Linked DNA regions of Homo sapiens: region 2 is linked to region 1. A link is a loop called in an ENCODE intact Hi-C map of the cell type or tissue named here. Cell type or tissue: adrenal gland. All regions are shown on one strand. Each heading gives the region's core, and the rest is flanking DNA. Links, peaks and the distances in the headings are about the cores only.

The links. A loop is a pair of places that touch in the nucleus more often than their neighbours do. Peaks named below come from ENCODE experiments on the same cell type or tissue, not always from the same donor. Only the 100,000 strongest peaks of a DNase experiment are listed, where the experiment ranks them.
Region 2: it touches region 1 in a loop (5-fold over the local background); 14 of 110 quality-filtered maps call a loop at or near these places.

The regions. Positions count from the first base shown.
Region 1 is chr9:72,021,570-72,029,545 of GRCh38, reverse strand. No RefSeq gene overlaps it. Among named protein-coding and RNA genes, the nearest start is that of C9orf57, 35 kb to the left of the region's middle. RefSeq lists an enhancer at 4,219-4,513. In adrenal gland, for the core only: a CTCF peak has its summit at 4,386 (motif pointing right); a DNase peak (open chromatin) is centred at 4,465.
Region 2 is chr9:71,814,275-71,822,250 of GRCh38, reverse strand. No RefSeq gene overlaps it. Among named protein-coding and RNA genes, the nearest start is that of CEMIP2, 50 kb to the right of the region's middle. In adrenal gland, for the core only: a CTCF peak has its summit at 2,905 (motif pointing right); no DNase peak of the experiment used is centred there.

The DNA.
Region 1 (7,976 bases), core at 3,052-5,551:
CAAGTTACAGACACCTTCCTTCTTAGGGATGCCTAGAAGGAAGTATCACTTCAGATAAAAATGTTACCAGAAAGGAGCCCCCATCCAGGCCCCAAAAGAGGGTTCTTGGACCTCAGTCAAGAACTTGGGGCGAGTTCATAGAGTGAAGTGTAAGCAACTTTATTAAGAAAGTAAAGGAAGAAAAGAATGGCTACTCCATAGGCAGAGCAGAGGCATGGGCTACTCAACAGAGTATACTTATAGTTCTTTCTTGATTATATGCTAAACAAGGGGTGGATTATTCATGAGTTTGCCGGGAAAGGGCAGTCAATTCCCAGAACTAAGGGTTCCTCCACCTTTTAGACCATATAGGGTAACTTTCTGACATTGCCATGGCATTTGTAAACTGTCATGGTGCTGGTGGGACTGTCTTTTAGCATGCTAATGCATTATAATTAGTGTATAGTGGGCAGTGAGGATGACCAGAAGTCACTTTTGTTGCCATCTTGGTTTTAGTGGGTTTTGGCCGGCTTCTTTACTGCATCCTGTTTTATCAGCAGGGTCTTTGTGACCTGTATCTTGTGATACCAGTCCTGCTGACTTCCTATCCCATCCTGGACTAAGAATGTCTGACCTCCTGGGAATTCAGCCCAGTCAGTCTCAGCCTTATTTTATCCAGCCCCTATTCAAGAGGGAGTCACTCAGGTTTGAACACCTCTGAAAAAGCAGGTGAATAGCTGGGTATGGAAAAGTTCTCTCATGAAGAGAAGAGCTGTGAACCTCAAAACAAGGAAGAGAGCCCTTCATAGCACCCATAAAGAGACAGCAACTACTTGACAGAGAAAACAGACCCAGGGGAGACCATGTGGAAGACATCAAGTATAGGTTCAAAGAAGGAACAAAAAGGTATTGCAAATTGGATTTGACATTGTTAACAGCCACCTACCAGGGGGATTTGCTGTGGGAAGGGTCTGCCCCGCCCCTGCAGGAAAGGGTTTGTTTGTCTGCTTTTTATTACTTGACTTTTTTTTTTTTTTTTTTTTGAGACGGAGTCTCGCTGTGTTGCCCAGCCTGGAGTGCAGTGGCGCGATCTCAGCTCACTGCAAGTTCTGCCTCCCAAGTTCATGCCATTCTCCTGCCTCAGCCTCCCAAAGAGCTGGGATTACAGGCGTGAGCCACCACGCCCGGCCTTATCACTTGACTTTTAATCAGCTTTATTATTATTGCTAAATTTTCTACAGACAGGCAGCTTCTATTGCCTATATCTAGGGTTCACCCTTCTTCCCCATTCCCCATTTTCTTAGACCACTCAATTGGAAACAAAATATTCCCTGGCATGTTTTTATCAACAGATTCACTCTCACCCGGACCTTACTCATGATTCTTGATATGTCCATAAAGCACCTGGGTATTGGATTTTCCCACTGTAAGAGTGCCATTACTGAGACCGTGACTTGGTTCTTACAAAATTACTCTGAAAAGGCAACAATATAGGGGATATCTGGTAAACAGAACCCTTTGAGAAGCAAGTCCTTCCTAGACTGTGTTACTCACTTTATTGACTTTTTGGGGAATGGTTTGATGATATTATTTAATGATGACGCTTGCTTTCACCCCCAAAGTCATCTACAAACTTGATTCATTTTCAGACACTGCAATAGTGGCACAGATGAAAATATTTAAAGGGGTAAGAGAATCTTCTTTCAACTTGATCCTGCTTCCTAGATATGGTAATTGATTCACCTGTTTTGGGCCACTCACACCTGGGTTTTGTTCCTTCTTTTATGGAAGCTGTGTCCAGAAAGCACAGCTTGATCCAGGGTCAATTCCACTCGATGGTTTCTGCATATTGGCTCCTCTGTTGGTCTTCCTAGCCTCAGGACCTTTGCACTTCCTCTTCCTTCCTTTTGCCTGAGACAGGCTCTTCCCAAATCTTTAAATGACGGCTCCTTCTCATCATCCAGGGATTGGCTCAAATGTTATCTCCTAAACAGATTATCTCACTGGAAAGTAAATTCCCTGAGAGCAGAGACCTTGCCTATTCATCCGCTCTATCATCCTGCTCCTAGAACAATGCCTGACCCATAGTAGCTGCTCAATAAATATTAATTTATTCATCGACTGGCATATGAGTTCAGGTTTCTTGCTTGTCTGTTTAGATTTGCAATTCTGTTTTGTCAAGATCTCTAATATCTATATACTTTATCAATAATCTATTTAGCTTCAAGTTAAGAGCATTGACTTTGGTGTCTACCAGACCTACATTTTATATTTATTTATTTATTTATTTTTAGATGGAATCTCACTGTGTCACCTAGGCTGGAGTGCAGTGGCGCGATCTCAGCTCACCGCAACCTCCGCCTCCCAGGTTCAGGTGATTCTCCTGCCTCAGCCTCCTGAGTAGCTGGGATTACAGTCACACACCACCATGCCCAGCTAATTTTTGTATTTTTAGTAGAGACGAGATTTCACCATATTGGCCAGGATGGTCTCGATCTCCTAACCTTGTGATCTGCCCACCTCAGCCTTCCAAAGTGCTGGGATTACAGGTGTAGGCCACTGTGCATGGCCCAGACCTACATTTTAATATTGGCTTCAGCCAGGTATGGTGGCATGACTATAGTCCCAGCTATTTGGGAGGCTGAGGAGGGAGGATTGCTTGATCCTAAGAGTTCAAGACCAGCCTGGGCAACATAGTGAAACCTTGTCTTTGACATTTTTAGCTATATAACCTTGGGCAAGCCGGGCGCGGTGGCTCACACCTGAAATCCCAGCACTTTGGGAGACCGAGGCGGGTGGATCACGAGTCAGAAGATCGAGATGATCCTGGTTAACACGGTAAAACCCCATCTCTACTAAAAAAATACAAAAAACTTAGCCAGGCGTGGTGGTGGGCGCCTGTCCAGCTACTCGGGAGGCTGAGGTAGGATAATGGTGTGAACCGGGGAGGCAGAGCTTAGAGTGAGCCGAGATCGTGCCACTGCACTCCAGCCTGGGTGACAGAGTGAGACTCCATCTCAAAATAAAATAAAATAAATAACCTTGGGCAAATTATTTAACCCCTCTGTGCCTCCATTTCCTCATTCTAAATTTTTACAAATAACAATACTTTCTCCATAAACTGATTTAAGAATTAAATAAAATATAATATGTAAAAAGCTTAGTGCAAGGTTTGGCACATGATAAGATCTCAAGCAATACAACTGATTGATATTATAGATAAATGTCATTATTATTATTTGTGCCACTTTTTTCAAGTGCACTTTGCCCTAGGAACAGTGTGACTTAATGAACTTACCAGCTGATGACTCTGTTCCATCAAGGGCACGTTCTATACAGTTCAACTCCCACGTGTTTATTAAGCAGCCACTATGAGTAAATCTTAAAGCATGGGTGGGGTTTTGAGAGGCTAGAGATGGACATGTAAGGGCATCTCACATTGAAAGGAACTGCACAAAGGAAGACAGAGGTAGAAAGTTCCAAGAACAGCAAATAGTTCAACACAGCTAGACCACGCATAATATTCAGCCACTTACTCATTTTTAAAACAATTTCCAACCAGCTATGATTAACAGGCACTGTGCTAAATGCTGGGATAAGCAGGAACAGAATGTGGTGCCTGCCCTTAAAAGCTTGGTTTAGAGGAGAGACATAGTTGTCAACACTGTGTGGCCTGCCGCTGTTGCATGAGCTATGCCACATGAACACAAAAGCAAGCAAGCAGCATTTTTCATGCAGGGAGGAAGAGAGAGAGAGCTGAGAATGAGGGCTGGACCCATTGCAGAGGCCTTAAAGACTAGGCTGAGATGACTGTTTAATGAAGAACCAGTAAAAACGTTTTGAATAGGGGAATGATATGAACACTTGAACTGGAAAAAGCAAATAGAACAGTATTTATTTTAGAACACACCCATATTCACCCATGCTGAGAGCCTGGACTATTATAAAGAAAACAAGGCCGGGTGCGGTGGCTCACGCCTATAATCCCAGCACTTTGGGAGGCCAAGCTGGGTGGATCATTTGAGGTCAGGAGTTCGAGACCAGCCTGGCCAACATGGTGAAACCCCGTCTCTACTAAAAATACAAAAATTTGCTGGGAGGCTGAGACAGGCGAATCGCTTGAACCCGGGAGGTGTAGGTTGCTGTGAGCCGAGATCACACCACTGCATTCCAGCCTGGTGACAGAGCGATGCCCTGTCTCAAAAAAAAAAAAAAAGAAAAAAAAAAACCAGCAATATCCTTTAATTAAATCAAGTCAGGATCTCTAAAGTTGACCACCATAGAAGTCTCTTTGCATGAGAAGGGACAACAGGACTCGGAAACCTAGACTCTTGCTCCTTTCTCTGGATGCAGCTGCTTTTCTATGGCTGCTGTGATCACGTGGCCTCCAGAGGGCGCTGTCCCCTGCAGCTCTTCAGATCAAGCTGTGGTTTTTAACCCTGAGCAGCATCGGAATCCCCTGGACGGCTTTCATCATTCGGTCTCACACCAGAGTTCCTGATCAGTAGATGTGGGTGACACACAGGAACCTGCATTACTCCCGAGTCCCCAGGGAGATGCTGCTGCTGCTGCTGCTGGCCCTGAGACCACACTGTAAGAACCCTGCTCCCAAGGATCTAAGGCCCTTCTTTATGTCTTCAGGAGCAGGGCCAGAACTTTAAAAGGAAACCTTACTAAAAATAATGAGGATATATATATATCCTCATTATTTTTATATATTATAAAATATATAATATATATTCTCATTATTTTTATATATTATAAAATATATAATATATATGTGTGTATGTATATATACATAGACCCATATATTGATTGGGTCTAGCTCTGTTGTGTGTGTGTTTTTTTCCAAGTGTTTTTTTCCAAATGTGTATGTGTGTGTGTGTATATATATATACACACACACACATACACATTTGGAAAAAAACACACACACAACAGAGCTAGACCCAATCATATAATATTGCTTATTCTTTGTGCCTCTGAGCTCTGAGAATCACCTGAGCTCTGGTTTTCTGATTGAGAATTGGCCCCTCTTCCCCAGCTCCCTGCTTTAGGGCAGATGAATACCCCTCATGAATAACATAAGAGGTTTTATCCACTGGCCTTCACAGGAACAAAGCCAGTGAGAGCGTTACACAGAATACAACACAAGAACTGTGTAACCTGAATGAGGAACATACATATAAAATAGCAGAAAGCTTTTATTTCCTTAACAGTTGATATAGTTTGGATGCTGGCCCCACCCTAATCTCACATTGAAGTGTAATCTCCAGTGTTGGAGGTGGGACCTGGTGGGAGGTGATCGGATCACGGGGGTGGATTTCTCAGGAATAGTTTAGCAACATCCTCTTGGTCCCATCCTCATCATAGTGATTTCTCGCAAGATCTGGCTGTTTAAAAGTGAGGCACCTGTCTCTCTCTCTCTCTCTCTTGCTCCTGTTCTCACCAGGCAATGTGCCTGCTCCCACTTTGCCTTCCACCATGATTAGAAGCTTCTAGAGGCCTCCCCAGAAGCAGATGCCACTATGCTTCCTGTACAGCCTGCAGACCATGAGTCAATTATACCTCTTTTCTTATAAATTATCCAGTTTCTTTATAGCAGTGCAAGAATGGCCAAATACAACAGTGTTTCATTTATTTTGTAGCACCCACCAATTCCTAGGGCAGAGTTTGTACCTGATGAGTGCCTAATAAATGTCTAAAGTGAATTGAATTATAAGACGCAACATTTCTTCATGCATAGAAACACAACCTACTTTATTGATGTTACTCGTTTGTTCTCATCTACCTATATTTATCTGATGAACTTTGAATCGTTTATTACTTTTAACATTGCTACAGCTTCCCAGATAGCACAGCTTAATAAATACCCATTCATTCTTTCTTTCTTTTTTTTTTTTTTTTTTTTTTGAGATGGAGTTTCACTCTTGTACCCCAGGCTGGGGTGCAATGGCACAGTCTCGGCTCACTGCAACCTCCACCTCTCGGGTTCAAGTGATTCTCTTGCCTCAGCCTACCAAGTGCTGGGATTCCAGGCATGCGCCACTACACCCGGCTAATTTTTGTATTTTTAGTAGAGACGGGGTTTCACCATGTTGGCCAGGCGGTCTCGAACTCCTGACCTCAGGTGATCTGCCCGCCTTGGCCTCTCAAAGTTTGCAAACAGCTACTCAATTTTTATTTTTTTCTAATTTATTTGTTTTTGTTTCTCTCACCTGGTCTAGGAACAAGGAAATATTTTCAATGGTTTTATTCCTGGATGAGAATCCCAAGGCCACATTCTATTAGACTCAGCTTCTGAATGGTCTTTTAAACACAAACATGGCTGCATGAAGTTCATGTCACAAATTTGATGTCATGAAAGAGAAATTTAGTTCATTAGTCACCTGGGGTGGATAAGACGGGTAGACACTGCATATATAAAGGAATAATCCATGAGTGATTGAGGCTAAAAGTAATCCTCTTCAGAACTAGGTCAAGCAGTTTATATAGGGTTTGGATGGTGAGTCAGCCTGGAGAGGCTTGGACTTCTAGGATGAGGAACTTGTGAGGGGTGTGTGTGTGTGTGTGTGTGTGTGTGTAGCTTGGTTAAAATAGTGATTCATCTTTCTGGAAGAGCCTCTGTCTCTCGCTCTCTTTGTCTTTTTCTCTTTTTTCTCTCATGCTCTCTTCTTCTCATTCTCACACATTTGCTCTTGTTCTCACGCTTTCTAGAACAACTCTTTCTCTCTCTCAGGCCTGCTTTGACTCCTGTTTCTTTCTGGCACCCCTTTTTAAGAACTAGTGCGAGGCTTTTGCCTGAGACATGACAGAGCAGGTGTGTTAGTCTATTCTGACACTGCTATAAAGAAATACCTGAAACTGGATAATTTATAAAGAGAAGAGGTTTAATTGACTCATGGTTCTACATGCTGTGCAGGAAGCATAGCTGGGGAGGCCTCAGGAAACTTATAATCATGGCAGAAGGTGAAGGGGAAGCAGGCACATCTTTACATGGCTACAGCAGGAGGAAGAGAGAGAGTGGGGAGGTGCCACACACGTTTAAACAACAGATATCATGATAACTCATTCATTATCACGAGAACAGCACCAAATGGGAAACCCACCCCCATCATCCAATCACTTCCCACCAGGCTTCACCTCCCATATTGGGGATTATAATTGGACATGAAATTTGGATGGGGACACAGACCCAAACCATATCAGCAGGGGAGGGAAAAGAAGTGGTGAGCCCAAGGCCACCCCTGGTGGGACTTGATCTGAGTCCCCATTGTTACTCCTCCACCCATTCCACCTGCTGTCCTGTCCTGCCCTATTTGGACTCCAAACAGGTTCACAGAGAAGCTTTCACGGGCATCTAGACACTACTGTCATCTCCTGTCATCCACCCTCATATCTTCCTATGCATGCTTTAGTCTATGTTTTGAGGATCCCTGGGCCTTTGGAAATATGAGGGAGCTTTGCTGGTCCTCTATCTGCATGGGGAAGACAACAACAATAAATAAATAAGAAGGAACACATAAGAGGATCATAGATAATGTCAAAGGGTAACTGGTAATTGTATAGCTTTAAGGGAGAAGTTTTATGCCTATTTTTCTTTCAAAAGCAACCTATGGTCTTCACAAGCCCTGGCACTGAAATAAACATGAAACTAATAATTAAGCACAGGTTTCTAAGCTGTAGTTTATGATCTTTGGCAAGATAATGATCCAAGGGAGACACGGTACAAAAATAAGAGAGAATAGGTAGGCCGGGCGCGGTGGCTCATGCCTGTAATCCCAGCACTTTAGGAGGCCGAGGCGGGCGGATTACCTGTGGTCAGGAGTTTGAGACCAGCCTGGCCAACATAGTGAAACCCCGTCTCTACTAAACATACAAAAATTAGCCGAATGTGGTGGCAGTTACCTGTAATCCTAGCTACTCAGGAGGCTGAGGTAGGAGAATCGCTTGAACCCAGGAGGCAGAGGGTGCAGTGAGCCAAGGTCACACCGTTG
Region 2 (7,976 bases), core at 1,924-4,423, 210 kb after region 1:
AGGAGACCCTGTCTCCTCAAAAAAACTTGATCTCAGGAGTTTGAGCTGGAGTGAGCTGTGATTAACCAATGCACTCCAGCCTGGGCAACACAGTGAGACCCCATCTCAAAAAACAACAAAAAAGCCATTGAAGAGTTTGAGATAGGGAAATTTTGTGGCCGAAGTTGTGTTTTTTTAAAAATCCTTCTAGTTTCAGGCTAAATGATTATTTGAAGGGCAGTAGAGGCAGGACTCACCAAAAGGAGGACATGGTTTAGGCAAAATATGATGGTGGTTTGGTCCAGAGTAGTGACAGTGAAGATAAAAGAAAGAATTCTTTGTTTCCTTTTGCCTTTAAAAAACCTGCTTGTGGCAAAGGCTGAACAGAGCATTCCCCAAAGTTGGAAGTGTGTCCTGGGCAGCTGTCCTCACTTTGGCTTAAGTAAATTCTTCAAAATTATATTGTGTGCCTCAGCTTCGTCCTTTAGGTTGACAAAGATTTTGAGAGAAGCGATAAGCTTGATCATAGTTGGGGATGGACTTGTGGGAAGTCAAGGGCAGCCCCCACATTACTGATTTGAGCCACTTATTTAGTCAGCAGCACCATTTCTGGAGACTGGGAACTTTGTTGATCTTGGAAGAGACACAGGGCAGACAATATTGTCTCCATCTTATTGATATAGTGACTAATATTCAAGAAAACCAGGTAATTTGCTGAAGTCCACACATATTATTTCTGAGAGCCGCTGCCTTGTTTTCTACTTCAAATGACAATGCTTGAGCTGTTTGGTGTTAGTTCCCTTTGATTGCATTTGGAAACAAATGCACTCCCACAGGTGAAGTTAACTGTGTGATTTAAAGAAAGAGAGGAAGAAACTGGGTTCTGATCTAATTCTCAAAGTATGTATACATTCAGCAGTTTCAGCAAAATATCATTATGCTTCTTGGAATCACGGAAACATCCCATGAAATCTTTGATTTCAATACAATTGAAAAATCTCTGAACTTGCGCAAGTAACATTTTGTTTCTTACCCTGCCACAGGATTCTGAAACTTATCTTTTAGAGCAGCGTTTCTCAAGCCTTAATGTGCAAGGTTGGGCCCAGTGGCGCTCACCTGTAATTCCAGCACTTTGGGAGGCTGAGGCGGTGGATCACCTGAGGTCAGGAGTTCCAGACCAGCCTGGCCAACATGGCGAAACCCCGTCTTTACTAAAAATACAAAAATTAGCCAGGCGTGGTGGCGGATGCCTGTAATCCCAGCTATTTGGGAGGCTGAGGCAGGAGAATCGTTTGAATCTGGGAGGCAGAGGTTGCAGTGAACCGAAATCAAGATCACGCCACTGCACTCCGGCCTGGGGAATAGAGTGAGACTCCGTCTCCAAAACAACAACAACAACAACAACAAAACAACAAAACAAAACAAAACAAAACCAAACCTTAATTTGAGTCACTTGGAGATCTTGTCAAAATGCCAATTCTGCTTCAATAGGTCTGGGGTGGGGCCCAAGTTTCTGCATTTTTAACAAGCTCCCAGGGGATGCCCATGATGCTGACTGACTTTTAAGAAATCAGAGTTTTCGATGTACTCACTACTTCTCCAAGTACACATGGGCACTGAGACAGGACCCAAAGGAATTTCAGAAATGTAATTATATTGGGGATAAACAAAACTAGATCTTGCAAAATGATGAGGCAGACAAATGTTCTCAGGCCTATTTTTCTACTTTCCAAATTCCTTTCCTGGCTCAGCACCTTGCTCGGGCCTTAGCCCATCTTTCTGCAGCTAGTTAACGAATCCTTGCCTACGGGTAGACAGAAAGGTGGTTTTTCCTGTTACATCTTCCCCATCCCTCCCTGGGAAGCTTCAATTTCAGATGTACTTTCAAATTTCAAGACCCAAAGAAATAAATGTTTAATGTGGAATGACAGACAATACTTTGATATTTGTGGGGAAGGGTCCTCGCTCAGCACTCCTCCAGTATCAGTTCTAGACAGATCTTGGAGAAGAGAAGAAACTCAGCTTGTTCAAGTGGCTCATCCTATAGGAAATACTTTCTCCGGCTTATTTCTCTGTGCCTCCTTAAAATCAATCTATGATATGCCAAATATTAACAAGGAAAAAATTATCTCCGAAGAAGACACTGACAATTTTGCCTGTGCCCTCCTCAGTCAGAGGCAATGTGGGGTGTAGGGAGCATCGTAGAACTGTCAGCGAGTTAAGGGATAAACATGTTGAGATAGATTGGATTAAACAGCATTGTTCCAATTAATCATGCTGAATTTAGGGCCAGGAGACATTAGATTCTGCTCTTGATTTTGACATTTACATTCTCTGTGACCTTGAGCAGGCCATTTCACGTGTTTGGTTGCAGTTTTTTCATATGTAAAGGGCTACAACAGGACAAAATGAGTCCTAAGTTTCCTCCTGATTCTACAATCTTTGTTTCTGAAGTTATTTCAGTGCAGGCTTGAGTGCAGCGGCTCGATCCCTGCTTACTGCAACCACCTCCGGGTTCAAGCAATTCTCCTGCCTCAGCCTCCCAAGTAGCTGGGATTACAGGCGCGTGTCACCACGTCCGGCTAATTTTTTTGTATTTTTAGTAGAGATGAGGCTTCACTGTGTTAGCCAGGATGGTCTGTATCTCCTGACCTTGTGATCTGCCTGCCTTGGCCTCCCCAAGTGCTGGGATTACAGGTGTGAGCCACTGCGCCCGGCTCTGAAGTTGTTTCAAAAAAAAAAAAAAAAAAAAGAATTTTTAAGCTGCAGGTTTTCACAGTGGCTGGTCATCAAAATCTCTTTGGAGAGCTTTCAAAAATATGGATCTCTTTCTACTCTGTTCTGATTATTTGTGGATGCAGCCTTGGAAACTATTTTCATGAAGTTCTCCAGGTAATTTCTGTCCATTAGACAAATTTGGGAATCATTAATCCAAGCCACAAGGGGGCGCCCAGAAGATGCTGCTTTTCTTCTCAGTGATTTTTAAAATCCTTTTGAAAATTAAAATAGAAATAAAATTGATTTCCTATTTCCACATCTAATTTTGTTTTATCTCATTTGAAAGAAATGTCTGATTGAAAGCATCTCTTTGGTATTTTAGGTTTAATTATTTGCTGGGTGAGCTAAAGTTATATTAATATAATGTGTACATAATCGCCAGCATTATAGACATAAAATGACGTATTAAATGAATGTAATCTTCAGTATTTAAGCTAAAGTTGGAGGTTTGGAGCATGGCAAGCTATATCCTGATGTGAATGAAACTTAAATGTTCCAAATTTTCCAAGACAATTCCTTGACCCATGGCCCCACATGTCCCTTGATCTTTTTGGAGGAGCTTCTAGAAAGAGTAGGTTATACTTTTCGTCCCCAAAAATGACTCTATCATTTTTTTCCTCAAAACATGCATATTTATTTATTTGTTTATTTTGGGAGACAGAGGCTGAAGTAGAGGGGCATGATCTCCGCTCACTGCATCCTCCATCTTCTGGGTTCAAGTGATTCTCATGCCTCAGTCTCCAGAGTAGCTGGGATTACAGGTGCATGCCACCACGCCCAACTAATTTTTGTTCTTTTAGTAGGCACTGGGTTTCACCATGTTGGCCAGGCTGGTCTCAAACTCCTGACCTCAAGCTATCCGCCTGCCTCAGCCTCTCAAAGTGCTGTGATTACAGGCGTAAGCCACTGCGCCTGGCCAAAACACGTTTTTTAATTAAAAAAATTTTTTTTCTGTAAACATGTTTTGTTTAAATCATCTGTAAAATGAAGTTAATAAAAGAACAAACCTGTTAGGATTGTTTTGAGGATTAAATGGATTAATAGACCTAAAGTGTTAGGAACTGTGCCTAGCATATAATTAGCATTCAATAGATATAAACTATTCATATTTTTCTTACGTTGTATTTATTATTCTCTGTCTTGACAGGGTCTCCACCACTCAGTTACCCAGTCCCAAAACTCAGATTCCACTCTTTTTACCCCATCCCTCAGAGACCACATGCAATGGGCAAAACTTATTTCTCTCTTGAATGTACTCTCTCCTCTCCATTCCCACAGACATACCCTTCATTTGATTTCTCATTAGTTTAGTTCCAGGCCTCTGATATATATTCCTGAAGATCTCCCTACTCCCATAAGAGTGACTGTTCTAAAACACAAATCTGATCATGTTCTCCCGCTAATGAAATCACTTCAATGGCTGTATGCGATTTACTCTCAAAGGGTTCAAAAATTACATATATATATATGGAAAGAAAGAGAGGGGGAATGAAAAATGGGGCAAAATGTTAACAGTAGATAAATGGTACACAGGTATGTTGTATAATCTTTTTTATTGTGGCAACTTTTCTGTACGCTTATATTTATTTTCAAAACAAAGTTAAACAAACAAACAAAATGCTTCACTGGCTTTCCTCAGAATAATATCCAAAGCCCTTACCTACTTCTCTAGATTTATCTACTCTCTTTCCCCCTTGATGTTTAAGCTTCAGCCATAATACATGATTTTACTTCATTACCTGTGAGCTTGCTCTTTTCCAAATTGAAATGCTGTGGTCTTTCCAAGTTGTCTACCTGGAAAAGTCCTGTTTATACTTCAATACCCACAGCATAATCCCTTCTCTATGATACCTGTGTTATTGGACTGAATTAATCATCTGCCTCCCTACCCGGGTTCACTGTGTTCCTCATTTTGACTCTTCTCCCCTTTTATCACATTGTGTAATTCATCTATTTCTTCTTCTAATCTCAGAGTTCTCCAGAACAGAGGCCCCATGTCTTATTCACTGTTGCATCCCCAAAGGCTGAAATCCTGATTTCTGCCCGCTCGTGTTTGCAAGTTCATTTTTAGTTGCCAGCTGTGCTGGTTTCTCACCTTCTGCCATTTGAAGTGGCCACAATGGCACTCAGCTCGCGGCTGCTTCCTGTTGTTCCCAGCTGAGCCTTGGCTCCTAGCTACTCTCCCTATTTTTTTTATTTTTATTTGTTTCCCCATGTGAAGGAAGTGAGCCCGTATAGACGCAGAGCTGAAATCTAGTGATCATCATTCTTTGTTGTAAAGCTCACCCCCACCCTTGCCGCTCCAGTGACCTCCTTCCCTTTATTCTAATTCTGTGTTTTAGAGCCAGTTGCTTTACATCTAGGAAGTCTCAGTTTTCTCCTCTAGGAGAGTATGCTTGAGTCCAACATTCCTTGTTAGAGAGGATTTTTTTTTTTTGCTTATCCCTCTTGTTCAGACAGTGCATACAGTTCATTTGATCTAATTCTTCGTGCTAATTTGTCAAAGTTCATCAAACATTAACAGAAACTAACTAGTTATTTCCTTAGAGTTATGTAAGTCAAAGACCAGCGTGCTGCACTCTTGGCGAATGTGTGCCTTTTTGGATTATGTTTTCATTCTACAGATATTTTAGGAAAACGTAAGCTTAGCCCATTTCTAGCAATAAATGGCTTTTCTAAAAGTTCCAAGTTTTCATTGCTATCTTTCAAAAATATTTGTTTTGTGACTAAGAAATAAAGGGAGCCTCTAGAGAAGAAAAATATCAATATTGGTTATAAAACACATTCACTCTGAAATACCAATACCACTTCACTTGTGTGTGAACATAAGAAGTATGACTCTGAAATGAATGCTTCATGACAGCAAGGATCATGTCTTTCTTTCTTGTTCAACACCCTATGTCCAGTGCCTTGAACAGTTCCTGACCCATGGTAAGCGCTCAACAAATATTTGGTGGGTGCCTTAGTGAAGGAAGTCAGCGAACCTATTTGGGAGGATGTCATAGTTCAAGGAGCTTAAATATATTGAAGCAAGTGGAAAACAGGATCCTGAATAGCTTCTTTGGGCCCTGAAATTTGTCTTAAGAATACCACATGATGTTTCTGCTGTAGCTATAATGAAGATGTTCAGCCACGCCTGGTCAAGGTCATCTCATGGTGGGTCGTCTCTAAATGTTTCTGGAATGGAAAGTTGTAACAATATTTTTTGGTCACTTTGTGTTCCCACTGTTGTACGTTGCAGTATTTTGAGCCAGAGGTTTTCTGGAGTAGTTTTACTGTAATACGGGGCTGAGTTACTGACAGCCATCCCCTTTCTTACCTGCTTTTTACCAACACAGTACAGTTTCCTATACCTATCAGTGATAGGGAAATGATACAGCTGACATTAGTACACATGAGTAACCCAAAGTTGTTTTGTGTTAATCTTCCAGGTCATATGCTCTAACTTTACTCATGTTTTAAATGATTTGCTGTTATTTTCTTAAAGACCCATTTTATTTTCTCTTTGAGTTCATGTTCTTTTTCTTGGCAGCCATGTCTAGATATTCTTTTTTTTTTTTTTTTTTTTGAGGCAGGGTCTCACTCTGTCGCCCAGGATGGAGTGCAGTGGTGCAATCTTGGCTCATTGCAACCTCCACTTCCCGGGTTCAAGTAATTCTCTCTGCCTCAGCCTCCCGAGTAGCTGGGATTACAGGCACCTGCCACCAAGCTGAGCTAATTTTTGTATTTTTAGTAGGGATGGGGTTTCACCATGTTGGGCAGGCTAGTCTCAAACTCCTGGCCTCAAGTGATCTGCACACCTTGGCCTCCCAAAGTGCTGGGATTACAGGCATGAGCCACTGTGCCTGGATATATATATATATATATATATATATATATATATATATATTTTTTTTTTTTTTTGAGATGGAGTCTTGCTGTGTCTCCCAGGCTAGAGTGCAGTGTCACGATCTGCAACCTCTACCTCCCAGGTTCAAGCAATTCTCTGCCTCAGCCTCCTGAGTAGCTGGGATTACAGGCACCCGCCACCACACCCAGCAAATTTTTGTATTTTTACTAGAGACGGGGTTTCACCATGTTGGCCAGGCTGCTCTTGAATTCCTGACCTCATGATCCACCCACCTTGGCCTCCCAAAGTGCTGAGATTTCAGGCGTGAGCCACCATGCCTGGCTGATATTCTTGATCTATTGTTTTCTTCAGATTTTCTGAAAACTTTACTCCTTTGCTGCACTTCAAGTCTGCAAAATTGACAAATGAAAGTGTCGGGGCAGTTGGGGAGAAAGAGGCCTTCAGATATACTCTATAAATCATCAAAATATGATGTGCTATATATTCTCGGCATAAACTGGAAATGAAAAAAACTTGCTACAAATAGGAGTGACTCCTTTGGGCTTAAATTGGATTGGCAGCAACACAGATTCTGCTGTGGATTGAAGTCATTTTCTACCTCGGCACTACTCAGTCCATGGGGAATGGTGAAGTTATGATTTTGCAGCAAGATTCTGGGAGCAGGCCAGCATCTACATCTGTTCTAAACTGTAAGTGGGGCTGGAAAAATGCTTTGAAAAAAAGCCAGGGTAGGGAGGTGAAAGAGAACACAAAACCTTTACTCTCAAAAAGGCCATGGACAGTGAATCGATCAATTACAAAGACATTAGATTTAGAGAAAAGTTCTTACAGAAACAACATGTATATAATAATCCTGTCTCCATCTTCATCTGTTAAGTTTACTCTCATTTCTGACCATTCAAGAGTCATAATACATAATACAAGAAAACCGTATTAGGGAGGACTGAAACGTGACTTACGATACTTGGGATGAGTCTTTAATGAGTGAAATTCAGTGCTTTGGTAACACTTAGTAGACATTCAACACATTTTAGTGAATTGCATAATGGATCTCTCTTCTCCAAATATGTGACTACACCATCTTATAGGAACCATTTGTTTTCATTTTTACATTTTTTCCACCAAGCCGTTCTGTCAATTGAATCACATTAAGACCATGGGAGGAGTGTGGCCCACTTACCGGAAAGAGTTTGGAAATAGGCTGGCCTGGGTTCAAGTTCCCACTCCATTTCCTGGCTATGCTGCATCATGCAAGTTGCTCTCTGACTCTCAGCTTTTTCACCTGAAGCGGGGAGAGTCATGACTAATTCACTGGGTTGTTGTGAGGACCAAGTGAATCCTTGGGAACACAGAAAGCACAGGATAAGTG